2 separate regions of the Homo sapiens genome follow, and region 2 is linked to region 1. The links are chromatin contacts, found by Hi-C in ENCODE. All regions are on one chromosome and are shown on one strand. Each heading gives the region's core, a stretch centred on a gene start or an enhancer-like site at or near the end of the contact. The rest is flanking DNA. Distances are from core to core; before and after follow the strand shown.

Region 1 (7,648 bases), core at 2,071-4,570:
GTGGTGACATCCCCCTCAGTTTCCCCTTGCCTTCCACACAGTCTGGGAAGAAAAGGAGGCCAGACACCCTGAGGCACACAGGGACAGCCTGAAAACACAGGGGAGCAATACTTCAGGGGCAGTTCAAGATGGGTAGGCAGGTTCAGAGCAACCTCCTTCTGCAAGGTCTCCAGGCCACAGAAGCCACCTTCTTCCTGCCCGGGGCCTTCATGACCAGGGCAAGGTGCTTGTCTGATCTGTGGCATTTCAGGGAGAGCATGAGTGCAGACAGGCATTTTGTGACAGGCTCCAGGGGCCCTTCCTCCAGTCCTCAGTGGCTCAATACTCCCTCAGTGACAAGAGAGAAAAGAGCACTAGTGGAGAGGAACTGAGAAGCCACTTCTATCACAGGACCAAGGATGGCTGGTCCTGACTGTCCTTCCTGGGGTACAAGGAGCAGTGGCTACTCTTCCAGGCAACCTGTGGGGTATGGTTGGCCCTTCTTAACTAGGGAAACTTTGGATGGGATTCAAGGGGCTCAAGAAGACCCTAGGTAAACTGACTCTGCTCTTGGAAGAGACTAAACAAGAACCTGAATCTGTCCAGGGGGCGAGGGAAAACGCCTGGGGCATGGTCCTTCCACAGCTACCAGCTCATTCCATTCCAGGAACCAAAGCAGGCTCCTGACAGGTAAACCAGCATAAGAAAGAGGGAGCAGAGTGAGTAGAGGTGGCCGCAGAGCAAATAGGGGACGTTTGGGTGTTTCTGATGGAGAAGACAAGGAAATCTGATGAAAACTAAGCCAGATAAACCAGAAACACCAGCTCCAAGTGACCAAACCGCCTCTTCCAGCAAGGATGCCTCTGCAGCCTCCTTTAGGAACCTCCGCAGAGTCTGAGGGTAGAGGGGACACGCCCACAGGGCTAGACCTTGGAGTTTCTGGAGAGGTAGCCATCAGCATCAACCCTCCCCCAGTGAAGCCCCCTGGGGGACCTTGGGAGGAAAAACAAAGAGGGAACAAAGGAGACCTTATCAGATAGAAGTTCCCCACAAAGACCAAGCCCAGAAAGTGCACTTCTTGCTGACAGACACTCAGCCAATATCCCGATAGGTAGGAGGAAAAAGGGGTCCTTGGGGCACCCAGGGCCGGTTTGAGTTTTCTGGAGTTGTGAGCCAAGAGCTCAGGCTGGGATGGAGTGGGAGTGGGAAGGGGACAGCCAAGTCTTGTGCAGAGAGGAGAGTAGGTTGAGCTGTGCTCTGGGCTGTAGCCAGAAATGGGGGCACTTTGTTATTCCAAACCTAATTCTAAAGAGGCTAGGAGGCACCTACCAAGGCACCAAATAAAAGGGAAGGAGGCAAGTGCTCTGGAGGTGGCATGATCTTGAGTGGAAATGTGACGAGAGGAGCCTGGAGCCCACACAAAGGCAAAGAGCACACAGAGAAGCAAAGGCCTTTAGGTCTGGGGCCCAGGAAGTCCTCTGCCGGCCATTTTCCTTCCCTCGGCTCTACAAGGGGCCACTCAGGAATGGGGGCTAGGGAGTAGGTGGGGGGACAGAAGCCACAGGTAGAAGGAAGTGTGAGGTGTGTGTGTGTGTGTGTGTGTGTGTGTGTGTGTGTGTGTGTGTGGTGGAAGGGCCAGGGTCGGTTTCTTTTGTCTCCTTCCACCTTATTACCCCCTGCCCCTCACTCTCTCCTAAGGCCTGTCTTAATACATAAGTCTTGGTTGACCTGTACTGTTTGGTAATGGGTAAAGTCTTATTAGCATTTTACTAAACTTAGCTAAATAAAATAAGTAAATAAATAAACAAGTGGAATCTTTGCTCACTTGTGTGTAATTCTTACCAGGCATCCTTTGTATCAAAGTGTTTACTTGGTCTATAAGCTCTCCCCTGTCAGGTACTGCCCCTTCCTCCTTGAGTTTCCTGGGTGCTGCCCCTTTCTCCCAGGTTCCCCCAGTCATGGGATCTGGCCTCTCAGAGGCTGGAGGAGGGGGTGCCAGGCCCGGGATCCAGCTTGGAAAAGTGCCCGTGAGGGTTCAGCTGGAGGTCTCCCTGGGGCCCGGGGGGATTTCCAACCTGCCATTCCGTACTCTCCCCATGAGACACTTGTTTCTACCTAAGCTGGGTGGGGTAAGAAGAATCCAGTGGGAAAGAGGATTTCTGCATTGGCTATTCGGGAAAGAAAGCATCCCTGACCCCCTTCCCTGTCGTCAAGGGACCCACTGGCCCTGGGGCGGCCTTCCAACTAGGCTAGCCTCTTTCAGGAGGCTCTCGATAAAGTGCCCTGGAGTTCCAGGCCCTCGTCCCTGCTCCCTGTGCCACTTTCCCGTCCCGCAGCGCCTCTCCTGAGCTGCACTCCTGTCTCAGCGACTCCCTCACCCCGCTCGCGGATACTCATGCGCGGCCCCACAGGGACTGGGGTTCCCCTTGGCCTGGACGCTGGGCATCGGCCTCCAGCTGAAGGCCAGGAGATCAAGCCCAGGAAGGGTGAAGGGTGGCCCACAACCGTTTGCGAGCGCGGGGACCATGGGCCCCAGGACAGCCGGGGCCAGACAGGATGCAGGGCAGATCCCTAGAGCAGCATCCGAAAGAGAAAGCCGTCCAGACCCAGGGCTCAGGGACAGGAGAACCGCTCGCGGGGGATCCTCAACCTCCTGGCACGCTGGGACATGCTCCTGGCTGTGTCCCGGTGAATCACCCATCCTTGCCCACTAGCGCGCCATCGAGCTCGCGGGGCCGTCGAGCCAGCCTCGGGTCGCGTTTACACCAGCTCAGAACCGGCTGGGAGCTCGGCTGCTCGCACTAGGTGCGTAGACCCTGCCTGGGGCCGGCAGCCCCTCGCCTCCCCTCATCCCCGGGGATGCGTGCGTCTCTTGGTCCCCGCCACTGGGCCAGGGTGCTCTGGAAAGGGGCGCACGGACCACGCGGGGGCCGAGCCTTTACCTCGATTGGAGTGGCTCAGGGTGGACGACTGGGAAGACTTGGACTTCTGCCGCTTGACGGTCATCATCACCTGCTCCTGCACGCGCTGCCTGCCAGACGTGCCTGTTTTCATCTTTTGGTCCGACGGCAAAGCCAACGTGGAGTTGTCCTGGTCCTGGAAGCATTCGTACGCCAAGGCGGTCTTGAGCGGCGAGTGGTTCATGGTGGCGGGAGGCGGGTGGCGCGCGGCCGGGGCCTAGGAGAGCAGAGAGGCGAGGCGAGGTGCGGTGCAGCGGGCGGGCAGGAGCGTGCTCTTCTCGCTCTCAGCGGCTCCCTACGGCCATAGAGTGCGTGGTCCGCGTGAGGGCTCCCTGCAGCTGCTCCTGGCGCTTCCACCCTGGTTCGTCCCTCTCTGGCACTGGCGAGGCCCGCCCTCCGTCAGACAGGATATACCACCCCTGCCCTGCACCACCCACTCCACCGGGCCGCGCGCTGCTGCTGCTCAGACGCGGAGCTGCAGGGCACTGCTGCTGCGGAGCCAGCGCTCTTGGGGGCAGGGCTGCGAGTCCCCTGTGTGGGACGCTGGGCGCCTTCCTGCTCGCTCTTTTTTTTCTCTCCCTTCCCTCTCCCCATGAGCAAGAAACGTCGCAAGCCTTGAGGCCCCAGGGAGACGCCCCTCTGTCCTGTTCTGCCGGCTCACTGAGAAAGCATGTGCTCAGCTCAGGAACCGAGGGAGACCTCTCTCTAGGAAAGAAAGGAGTCTTTCTTGACCAGGCTGCCCAGGAGAGCCAGGCGTCCATCTCCCTCTGTACTGAGGTCATAGCAGAGACCAACCCCGGCGGTGGAGGCTCCCGGGCTGATGGCAGAACCATAGCTCTTGCTCCAAAGGAGTGCTCCATCTTATGGGGGTAACCCAGTCTACTCTAAAGGAGCTTCCTCTGAAGAAAGTGGGGTAGGGGCAGTAAGGCCACATCAAGGAGCAGACTTGGGATATCAGACCACACAGTGGGTATGCCTTGGTAAAACCGGTGGTTATTTGTTGTTCATGAGTATACCCCGGTAAAACACCACGTGAACAGCGGATCCTCTCTGAAACTCCACTATAACCTCTAAAACAATGCCTGGCACACATAATATTAGGCGCTTAATAAAAAATATTTTAAATAGGTGAATACGTGAATGCTAGTTAATTTAAGGTAAATTAAATCTAACTCGGATCCTAACCAGATCCTCACTGAAAAATTGAAAAGCTGCTTTACCCTGAAATTTCACTCTGGACTTATTATTCTGGGACCACTGTGTGCATTCCCCTATATACACTCACCCCTGGGGACACATGTGCAGTGAAGCTTTATTCATGTAGCATCCTCTCCAGGCGTGGAGGGAGCCCACATCAGTGAATTTGGTGTGTAACAGGAGCTGAGTGTTTTTTTTTTTTTTTAAGTATTTACTTTGATGGAAATCTTTCTAAAAGGTATCGCATTCTGTTTGCCTCCTAAAGCAAACAACACTGAACATATTTGCTGTACTTCTTGATGCCCTGGGTTTCTCATTCTGGACATCCATTACTGAACTGTGTAGTCGTGCTGTCCGGTCAGTTTCTTAGTTTTGGGGCCTCCACCAGTGTGTGACACTATCACAGCCGTCACTCTTGCTGTCATTTGAGGCTGCCGCTCACAGCTCACATATTTTACTTTTAGTTTGCTCTTCTAATCTACAGAGGAAAGGACAATCAGAAATCTATTCTTTTTGGGAATTTTATGTCGAGGAAGGATCAAGAAGACTGAATGACTGTCTCAGGGACCATGTACATGAAGGTCACTCACGCAACTCCTGAGATGTGGGTGTTACATGCGGGGAGCCCCAGCTTTCCCAAGGAAGGTATTCCTAGTAGCAATTTGCAGAGCAGATTATTGTAAAGCAGATTATAGTTTCCAATAGAAACAGTTTTATTATTGAGGGCGCTGTTCCTAAGAACTTAACCTCAAGTAAACCAGAGATGTGATAAAAAATATGTCATAGATGTGTACAAAATACCTGTAAACCTCTATTATCACTTCATATTGTAAGATTCTGCCTCTAGCCATAGACCGCCAGGACTGGACAGAGCCTTGGACTTCATCCAGCCAAGCACTGCATTTCACTGATTAGGAGAGGAGGTAGCTTGCTTGCAATGCCCCAGTTAATATGTGGCAAAGCCTGCATCCTAACCAGGCCTTGTGACTCCTGGCACAGTGCTCATTCCACCACATCATCCAGCTTCCCTTATAAAAGTCCTATAAAATGGACATTAAAGTACAGTGCACACCGATTATATAAGGGCCCCAATGTACTGTAAAGTATACACAGCAGCATATAAAAATACAATTCTATTGTATCACACATTTGGCCTATCTAAAACCTAATATGCTAGCCATAATAAATGTTAATTACATCTTTAAATAACGATAATTTTCCTATTCTAGGATATAGAAGGGCCCTGAAGGAGGGGATTAGAGTAGCTCATCTTCCTATAAAAGGCAAGTCCGTGGAAGCAGAACTGATTATCTTTAAAATTGTTTCCAGGTATGAAGTTCAGTTTTTCTAGCTACTTCTCTACTATGTTAATATTGACATTATTTTGACATATTGATAGCAATAGCATTTACTATGCTCCTCCAAACACCATGCCTACCAACCAGGCATTGTTCTGAGCCCTGTACACGAACCACATCATTTAAATCCTTACAATGACCCTATGAGGTGGGCACCATCACCCTTCTTTTTCAGATGAGGTAACTGAAGTTCCATGAGGCCACCCAGCTGGCAACAGGCAGACAAGGCAACTGCAATCCAGAGCTGGACACTCAGTGGCAGTGCCAGGCTGCCGCCTCGAGATTTCTCTGTGACAAGCAGATCCTTCTCTGGATAGGTATTTTAACAGCATCCATTCCCATCACAGGGCACGAAAGTCAGGCCAGCTGGGTTCCTGATCTAGTTGTGTCACTAACTAGCTTCATGTTAGACAAGTGCCTTCCTCCGTCCCTTGCACCAATCTACAAAGAGAGCGGGTAAACTTCGTGGCTCCTAAACTCCACTCTAGCCCCAACATTCTATAATTCTGTCGATTGTGGGGATTTGTAGGGCAGGACATCTTGAATCAGGCCCTTCTGACAGAGGAGGAGAGGAAAGAGAAGTCAGGTTACACATTCTGGGCCACGGTGAGGGAGATATACTCAGGCTGGGAGGATTGGTTTGGGGCTCAGGTATATGGTTTTGAGCCAGCAGGCCAATGCTATTTCCATAATCTCTCTCTCTCTTCTGCCTGCCTGAGCCCCACCCTATGTGGGGCCTGTCTCAGAAATCAACCAGCAAGGAGGCTAACACTCCTAAAGTGAAGAAAAGATGTCAAGGAGGCACAGTCACATGATCCTGGCTCTGAAATGGCATGCTTTCAGGTGACTGTCAGAACATATATTTAGATGTTAAAATTCTAATGGATATGGGTTAATTTTGGCTTGGAAGGTGTTGGGGGTGATCAGGGGGAAGCATCCTGAAAGAAGTTAATTTTGACTTGATTCTGAAATAAGATGAGTATATTTTCATCCTCAAAGGAATGAGTATGAACGGGCTTCTAATTCTCTTTGCTGCCTCCTTAGAGCATTAAGTGTGACCCAGATTTCCCTTTCAACATTCTGGCTCCCAGACTTCACATCCTGTCATCTCTATGTTCATTAAAAAGTGAAATATGAGTTCATTTACTCAACAAGTATTGACTGAGCATCTGCTATGTGACAGACCTTGTCCCAGGTACTAAGGATACAATGGTGAGGAAGACAAAGTTCCTGCTCTTACAGAATTTACACTCTGTCACTCTCACTCTGTGCAGTGGTGTGTCTTGACTCACTGTAACCTCTGCCTCCCGGGTTCAAGCAATTCTCCTGCCTCAGCCTCCTGAGTAGCTGGGATTACAGGTGCGCACCACCATGCCAGGCTGATTTTTGTATTTTCAGTAGAGACAGGCTTTCACCATGTTGGTCAGGCTGTTCTCAAACTCTTGAACTCAAGTGATCCACCCACCTCGGCCTCCCAGAGTGATGGAATTACAGGCATGAGCCACTGTGCCTGGCCTAGAGCTTATTTTCTACAGGAGAGAAGGAGAAGGCTGGGCCAGGAGTGGGTGGGGGCTATCCCAAGGAAGGCTGAGAGGAGGTCTCTGGGGCTCCTGCTGCTTCTAAGAGTGTCTGGGCTGAATCTTCTCCCTTCTCAGTTTCCAGCCCCCCAGGTGAGGGGACCACCTCTAGCTGAGCCCCTCACTGACGCAAACACCGCAGGAGCGTGGAAGAGGTAGGTTTTCTTCCTGGATCCCTGGGCTTGCTGGGTGGCCCCATCTTATTCAGCCCAGTCCGTCTGCAACTGAACTTCCTGGACAGCGGCCACGGGGCCAGCTCCCTATTGTGAAAGCTTTTCTGGATGACATCCTTTGGCCAGTTAGCAGACTCCTCAATGGCTGCTCAACTCAGGAATCTTATAACCTTCCCTGATGAACTCGCACTGCCCCCTCCCTAGTCTCTAAATCGCCTCTGTCTTTTCTCCTGCATTATTTTGTTTTCATCCTAGCACTCACCCCATGCAGCCACCTGCCCCTTACCTTTGCATATTTGCTGTTCCCTCTGTGTGGAGCACTGTCAGTCAGTCACTTAAATACGTACCGAGTGCCTAAAGGGGCTGGTATCACCATGTCAACCCTGGGGATACAACGATGAAAA
Region 2 (6,969 bases), core at 3,707-6,206, 220 kb before region 1:
ATTTCAGGCCAAGGGGAGGGGAAGAGGAAGTGGTCATTTAAAAACCTATCTAGACTGTTTCACAGTGTTCTTAAGGACCCAACCCTGAGCCACCCCAGTGCATTTCTGAATATCACCTTTCAAGCTCCCCTGGAGCTTCACAGTGTAAATTTCAGCCTGAAAATCAGAAGAGATTTCTGGATCAGGAACCCCCTAGAGTTTTTATTTTGTTCCTTTCTAAATGGATTTCTCCTTTTCTTGCCTCTAAGCATTTTATTCTTATAACATGTATACACTGCCTTTTCCGATTTTCATTTGCCTCTGGCTGCCAAGCTCATTTCTCCAGCAAACCCTGAGAGATTCTAGGAATCTTCCTTAGAAAACATGAATACAGGGACTGAAAGCAAATGCTGGGCCTTATTCCACAAGCCCCCTTTGACTTGCCTCATCCTAGCCTAGGCACAGCCGAACAGTGCCAGAGCCAGGGAGAGCCTTGCAGATCACCCACGTGGGTAGGCGGGCCTAGTCATATTCCCAGGGGCCCACAGAGATACTACCCACCAAGCACGATACATTTCCTAAGAACTCCATTTCTCTGAACAGTAAGTAATTTTATTTATTTATTCATTTATTTTTTGAGACAGGGTCTCACTTTATCACCCAGGCTGGAGTACAGTGGAGTATAGTACGGCTCACTGCAACCTCTACCTCCTGGGCTCAAGCGATCCTCCCACCTCAGCGTCCCTAGTAGCTGGGACTACAAGCATGCCACCATGTCCAGCTAATTTTTGTATATTTTGTAGAGACTGGGTTTTACCATGTTGCCAAACTTGGTCTCAAACTTCTGGACTCAAATGATCCACCTGCCTCAGCCTTCCAAAGGGTTGGGATTACAGGTGTGAGCCACCGTGCCTGGCCAGTGAGTCATTTTAAACATTATCTTTTTATGAAGACAAATACAGTTATGTGCCAAGGAGAATGCAAAATTCAAATAAATTTTTGCAATAAACCCCAAGACTTCAAGGACTGGGAGTGGATTGATTCTGACAACACTGTGGGTTCCTTACATTTACTTCTTTGCTGTCAGAGGTACCTCAGTGGAAATTTTGGAGAATACTGAGTTAGTCCAACCTCCCATTTCACACATGAGGAAAACTGAGGCCTAGGCCATGGTCACAAAGCTACTAAGTTAGCTACTGCTGTAAGCCCTGGTCTCCTCACATGCAAAGCAGGGGGTAAAAATAGTCCTTACTTCATACAGCTACTGCGAAGATTAAAGGGGACAATTGTGTAAAGTACCTGACAGGTAGTAAATGCTTAATAATTATAATTATTCCTCATTATCAACAGTATTTTATTTGTTTTTTGTTTTTTTGAGACACAGTTTCACTCTGTCACCCAGGCTGGAGTGCAGTGGTTGGATCTCGCCTCACTGCAACCTCCACCTCCCAGGTTCAAGCGATTCTCTTGTCTCAGCTTCCACAGTAGTTGGGATTACAGGCACATGCCACCATACCCGGCTAATTTTTCTATTTTTAGTAGAAATGGGGTTTCACCATGTTGACCAGGCTGGTCTTGAACTCCTGACCTCAAGTGATCTGCTGGCCTTGGCCTCCCAAAGTGCTGGGATTAAGGCATGAGCCACTGCGCCAGCCATCATTAGTATTTTAAATCATAGATGACAGAGCTGAGACTCAAACTGCAAGTTTAGGGCTGGATTTTTTTTTTCTTTTTTTAGACCATTAGATGAGTAAACTTCTTGAGGTCAGGATCCAAATTATAGGCTTCCTTGTATTCCCAGAACCTAGAGACCAGCACAGAGTGGGGCCCCAATAAATGTCTTCTGAGTGAATGGTTGGATGGATACATGGATGAACAGGTGGATGGACGGATGGATGGATGGATGGATGGAGGGAGGGATGGATGGATGGAGAGACAGATGGATGAACAAATGGATGGATGGGTGAATGAATGAATGGATGGATGGACAGATGGATGGAAGGATGGACAAGAAGATCTCCAGCCCAGACTGGATCTCTAATTTCTCTGGGATGATGAGCAGAGCTAAGCCAGACACATTCCCTTACTCTTTCCTCAGCCTCACACTCAGGTCCTCTTCACTTGGGATCAATGCGGAAAAGAAGGGTTTCACCACAGGAGAGGAGAGAGAAGATGTAGCATCAGGATGCTGATGAGGGAGGAAAGAGAAGAAAAGATGCCAGAGGAAGCAGCAGACAAAGTTGGAAGCTGGAGGACAGGGGCCCTACTTCCTGCCTGTAACAGGCCCCACTTCATTCCTAGCAGCCATCAAATACCAACCCAGAAGTGTTGGGAAATAGAGTGCACAGAGAGAACATAAAGATACTGAAAAGGTTAGACATTTGTGAGAGTCCTGAGAAGCAGGTAAGCCCCTAAGTGTGCCAAGCCTCCTTCTAGAACCCCTAGCAGATAATTTATTGGTGATGAGCTCTGACTGCATTGTCTCTGCAGATGTGGGTGCTGCTGACCAGCTCGGGCCAGTCTAGATATGGTTATATAAATGAGGTCAGCCAGAATGAGAACCTCTGCAGAATGAGAATCTCTGCCTTAAGGATGTCCCAAGTATTGATGATGTTTACTGATTTTTCTGTCATTTCAACATCAGGCTTGTTCCTGTTTGCATGGTGGGTAACCCCAGCATCACCTTTGACTCAACTCAATCCCAAAGCCCTTCCTCATCCCTCAAGTCTTCTTTATCTGCAAATGTGCTATCTAAGACCAAGCCCAAGTAACTGGCAGCAGGCTGGGAGAATAATATAGTCAGAAGGTGAGAGGTTCTGGAAAAACACCAAACAAGGCAGGTCCTACTTGGCTTCATCTGTAGCTCTGCGTAGACAGCTCCTAAGACAAGTGACCTGACAGTCTTTGGGTGGAAAAGAGGGGTGACCATCTGCCCTGGACTGCCTGAGATAGTCCTGTTGCCTTAGTGTAGTTACGAATACTACCACATACCACTTACTATCCAAAGCATTCTGGTTTAGATGACACATTGTACAGCCATTCTGTTTATAAGGTGCTTTAAGATCTGGGAGAAATCCAAGTGTGACTGCAGTGACTGCTCTTCTTTTTCTGGATCTACCCTAAAGCCATTTCACAGCACAGGTTGGCATGTCCTCACAGGGAAATCTATCAACAGTCCCATGACTCCAGAGAGGACAAACCCAGACCAAAGAAGGTAATGTAGGAGTTTGCCCTTTTGTAAAATCCTGGGCAAAACTCCGAGGCTCATCTCTCCAAGATACTGAGAATTGAAAGGAGAGGGGGAAATCCCATGGGATCGCCATCTTTGGGCGGAAGCCCTTGGTCTCTGACACTGATGGTGGTTCTGCAGTTTAATGGACCTGTTTAACTATTGCTTAGTCAGTGCAGCCGTGACCAGAAATTCTTCTGGTTTCTCCTCCTTCATCTTGGTTGGGTCAGATGAAGATGGCCCAATCTGCAAGAAACACTGGTTGTGTGCTTCTAGACATTTTAATCTTGGAGGGCCTTGTTTATAGGATGGACCTGGCCAAAGGAAAGATGTTACTTATGGTAGAAAGCAAGAAAAACCTAGATAAACACTTTTTTTTTTGAGAAACACTCTTGCTCTGTCGCCCAGGCTGGAGTGCAGTGGTGCAATCTTGGCTCACTGCAACCTCTGCCTCCTGAGTTCAAGTGATCCTTCCACCTCAGCCTCTCGAGTAGCTTGGATTACAGGCACACACCACCACGCCTGGCTAATTTTTTTAATTTTTTTGTAGAAACAGGGTTTCACCAGGTCTCGAACTCCTGGGTTTAAGCAATCTGCCTGCCTCGGCCTCCCAAAGTGTTGGGATTACAGGCGTGAGCCACAGTGCCTGGCCAAATACTTCATTTTCTAGATCATAAGATGCTTAACTTTATTCCTGGCAAAAAGTTGATTCAGCAAACCAGGGCTTTAAGTGAAGCCGGTTGGGGCCTGAACCCTTGACACCTGCCCAGGGTGGAAGACATAGCAGCTGCATCTATGGGCCACCTGGGGTGTAGGGTGACCAGCTGGAGGCTGTGAGCTTCTCTGCTCCCTGAAATGCCTGCACGGGGCACTCAGGAAGGGCTGGGGACTGGGTGAGGAGGTGTGGACAGAATGTCCCCTGGAAACTGCCCCAGGGGCAGCTTGAGTGGCCTGAGCCTGTGTCTGTCCTACTGAAGGTTGGAGCCCCAGAGAAAAGCCTCTATGGAGGCACCCACTTTTCAGAACTGCTGCTTTTGCGGGAGAACACCTTTTTCCAGGTGTTGTCCTTAGGGTAGCAGGGAAGACTGGGAAAAACTGAGGGGCAAGAGCTGTTGGAGGGGGGAGTTACATTTATTGAGTGTCTATTACATGCCGGGTGCTGCTGAAGGTCTGCGGGTCCTACCGGATCTCCTTTTAGCCCCTCACATCCCTGTAGATTACACGCCGTTCACAGATGACCCTGAACCCAGAAGGGCTGTCTAGGCCCAGGGCCCAGCTAGTGAGTGGATGGGCAGAATCAGACCTGCCCTGGAAGGGTCTGTCTTACCCTGGCGCCCAAAATGTGTCCCTCACCCTCTGCCACCAGGACAAGTAAATTCGAGACACCCTTTCGTTAGGGGCTCAAGTTTATCATGGGTCTGACCTCTAAGGTCATATCTCCGCCTTCTCACCTGACAGACAGGAAACTCCTGAAATGCCCCTCGCACGTGCAAGACGTTTTCCGCGGTGGCGGCGACAGGGCGCACAGTGGGACCGCAGCACGAGCTCGGAGCACCCCCAGAGTCGGCGACTCCTGCCCCCGCCCCTGCCGGCCGGCCTTCCCGGGGCCTAGGAGGGCAGCACCGCCGGGCTTCGCGCCATGACATCAGCCCTGGAGTGGTGCAGTGTGCAAAGCCCACTGGTTGGCGTGGCCCGGGACACGCCTTCCGCGGAGCGGAACAAAACGGCGCGCAGGCCGGGCGCACCCAGCCGCCACTTCCGAGAGCGCCTGCCGCCCCTGCGCCGCCGAGCCAGCTGCCAGGTGAGTGCGCCCTGAGTCGCGCGGCTCTGCCCGCCGCGGAGGGGCGCCTGGGCACGCACTCAGCGCCTCCCGGTCTTGCCAGCCCCGCCGCAGCCCCGGGGCTGTCGCAGGCGGGGAACTGTGAGAAGTGACCGCAGTTAGCCCGGGCAGTGCTGCTCTTTTCTGGAGGCACTAGGTCCGTCCCCATCCCGGGCCTTCCTGGGCTTCCTGGACACAGTTGACTTCCGCGTGTGCGTGACCCAGGGCGACCCGGCTCCCCGCAACCGCCTGCAAGTCGGGCAGAACAATCGGCGATTCTGCGCGCCACTGACGCTCATTGTATGGCAGAGAGATGAGGGCATCCGTGCCACCCCCTCCCTCACCCTCCTGCTGGGGAGAAAATGCCCGCGGGCGGGGTGGGGCAAACATCTGGGCCTGACCTTGGACATCTGTGTCCCTGAGCGCAGGTGTGAGTTTTCCCTCTTGTGAAATAACTGCATGGAAACCTCTCCACTCCAAATCTTGGTGCTAGGTGGTGATGGTTACTGAAACCTGAAAGAGCCTGCAGTCAGTGTTTTGTGGCCTCAGTCCTTGAAAGCTGGGAAGTGATAAAGGGGCTGGTATTGAGCACATTTAAAGCAAATCACAATGTGTTAGCTAACAATCAGCCCTCTGAGGCAGGTATTGTATCTACTGGTACAGACTAGAGAATATTTTGCATGCTTCTGGTTCTGGTGCTGTTGTGAACTAACCAGGACCCAGGAATCGGCTGGAGCAATAGTGGGCTCAGGCTCTGCCTAGAGCCCTGGGCTCCAGCCACCCACCAGCTGCTCCCTGAGAGTGAATGAATGGGCAGGCTCTCCCCACGCTGGGATACTATCACAGTGGCACCGAGGAAATCCACTGGGCCCTGGTAGAAAGTATATCAGTATATCATGAAGAGGTGGCTTGGAGTCTTGGTGGGATTGTTTGGAAGGCAGAGTTTTGACTCTTGGATTTGCCACTTAACGCGCAGGTTTCCTTGGACAAACTATTTAACTTCTCAATGTCTCAGTTTCTTTCAGGGATGCTACTTGGGGAGCATATTACACAGAACCTCCAACACAGGAGTGATCTCTCAGTTACTGTCTTTCTTGTCCTCCCCTCATCCCTTGCCTTCCTCCCAGAAGCTAAGGAGGCTGGAGGTGCTGGTTGTCTCCCTCTGTCCTCTCAGACTGCATGTTGGGGATTTTCCCCAGGTGGGATTTGGGGATGGGTACTGAGCCTCCCCTCAACTGCTCTCACTCAACTGCTGCCTCCTGACTCTCCAGCTGGTTTCTGGCTACCTCTTTTGAGAGAGACTGTCCTCAGCCCTCAGCTGCTGGAGGGCAGCTTTTACCCATTGTTTCCTAAATCCAGCCTCCTCCTGCTCACGGTCTTCCAGTGAATGACTCTTTGCCTTGGAGAGGATATCCGGGGCGGAGGCAGTCAGACGAGGAAGGAAGTTTATCCTGCAGAGGGTGTAGTGTGGGTTAGAGGAGAGGGAGGAGAGAACTGTCTGCAAGGCCTGAGATGCCCAGGATGGAGGGTATGGGGAAGAAGAAGCAGGAGAGAAACTAAAGAGAAGGCCCATCAACTCTGCAATTGGCCTGCTAATAAAATGGGAAAAACAGGGGTGCTGTGGCCTATTTGCCTGTGGTCTGTCTTAGCACCTGCCTTCCTGGCCCAGGTGTTTGCTCTTTTAATTGCACACATGTGCATCTGCCTCTGGAGCTAGTGAGTCCTGACTGGGCCAGAGTTGCAGCCTGGGAGTGTAGTGACACTTGACTGAGTGATCAGCAAACATTTGATGAATGAGTGGGGTAGCAATGGTCTTTCAGCTGAGTTGGCCTACGGGATACTCATAAACCTTGCAAATAGTTACTAGCCAGTTTTTCCACTTGGGTAGATTGACAAGCAGGTGAGAGAAAAAAGGCGTAGGTTTTTTTTGGGCTTTTTTGTG

What was found. Hi-C counts contacts between places; a loop is a spot of excess contacts on that map.
Region 2: a loop to region 1 is called in a map of mammary epithelial cell, with 2.1 times the contacts of the local background. The contact joins the promoter of CSRP1 here to the promoter of PKP1 in region 1. A Hi-C loop is called at or near these places in 1 of 168 maps with a recorded cell type or tissue (mammary epithelial cell).

What each region holds. Positions count from the first base shown.
Region 1 is chr1:201,279,178-201,286,825 of GRCh38, reverse strand. It overlaps PKP1 (plakophilin 1), which reads right to left and starts at 3,320. Exons shown (of 14, transcript NM_001005337.3): 1 at 2,922-3,320. The coding sequence starts at 3,123. RefSeq lists an enhancer at 2,950-3,479.
Region 2 is chr1:201,505,110-201,512,078 of GRCh38, reverse strand. CSRP1 (cysteine and glycine rich protein 1) reads left to right here and starts at 4,956. Exons shown (of 6, transcript NM_004078.3): 1 at 4,956-5,009. CSRP1-AS1 (CSRP1 antisense RNA 1) reads right to left here and starts at 4,866. Exons shown (of 2, transcript NR_160747.1): 1 at 4,660-4,866. It overlaps LOC124904484 (a long non-coding RNA gene), which reads left to right. Exons shown (of 2, transcript XR_007066793.1): 2 at 2,078-2,355. RefSeq lists silencers at 14-93, 4,625-5,254.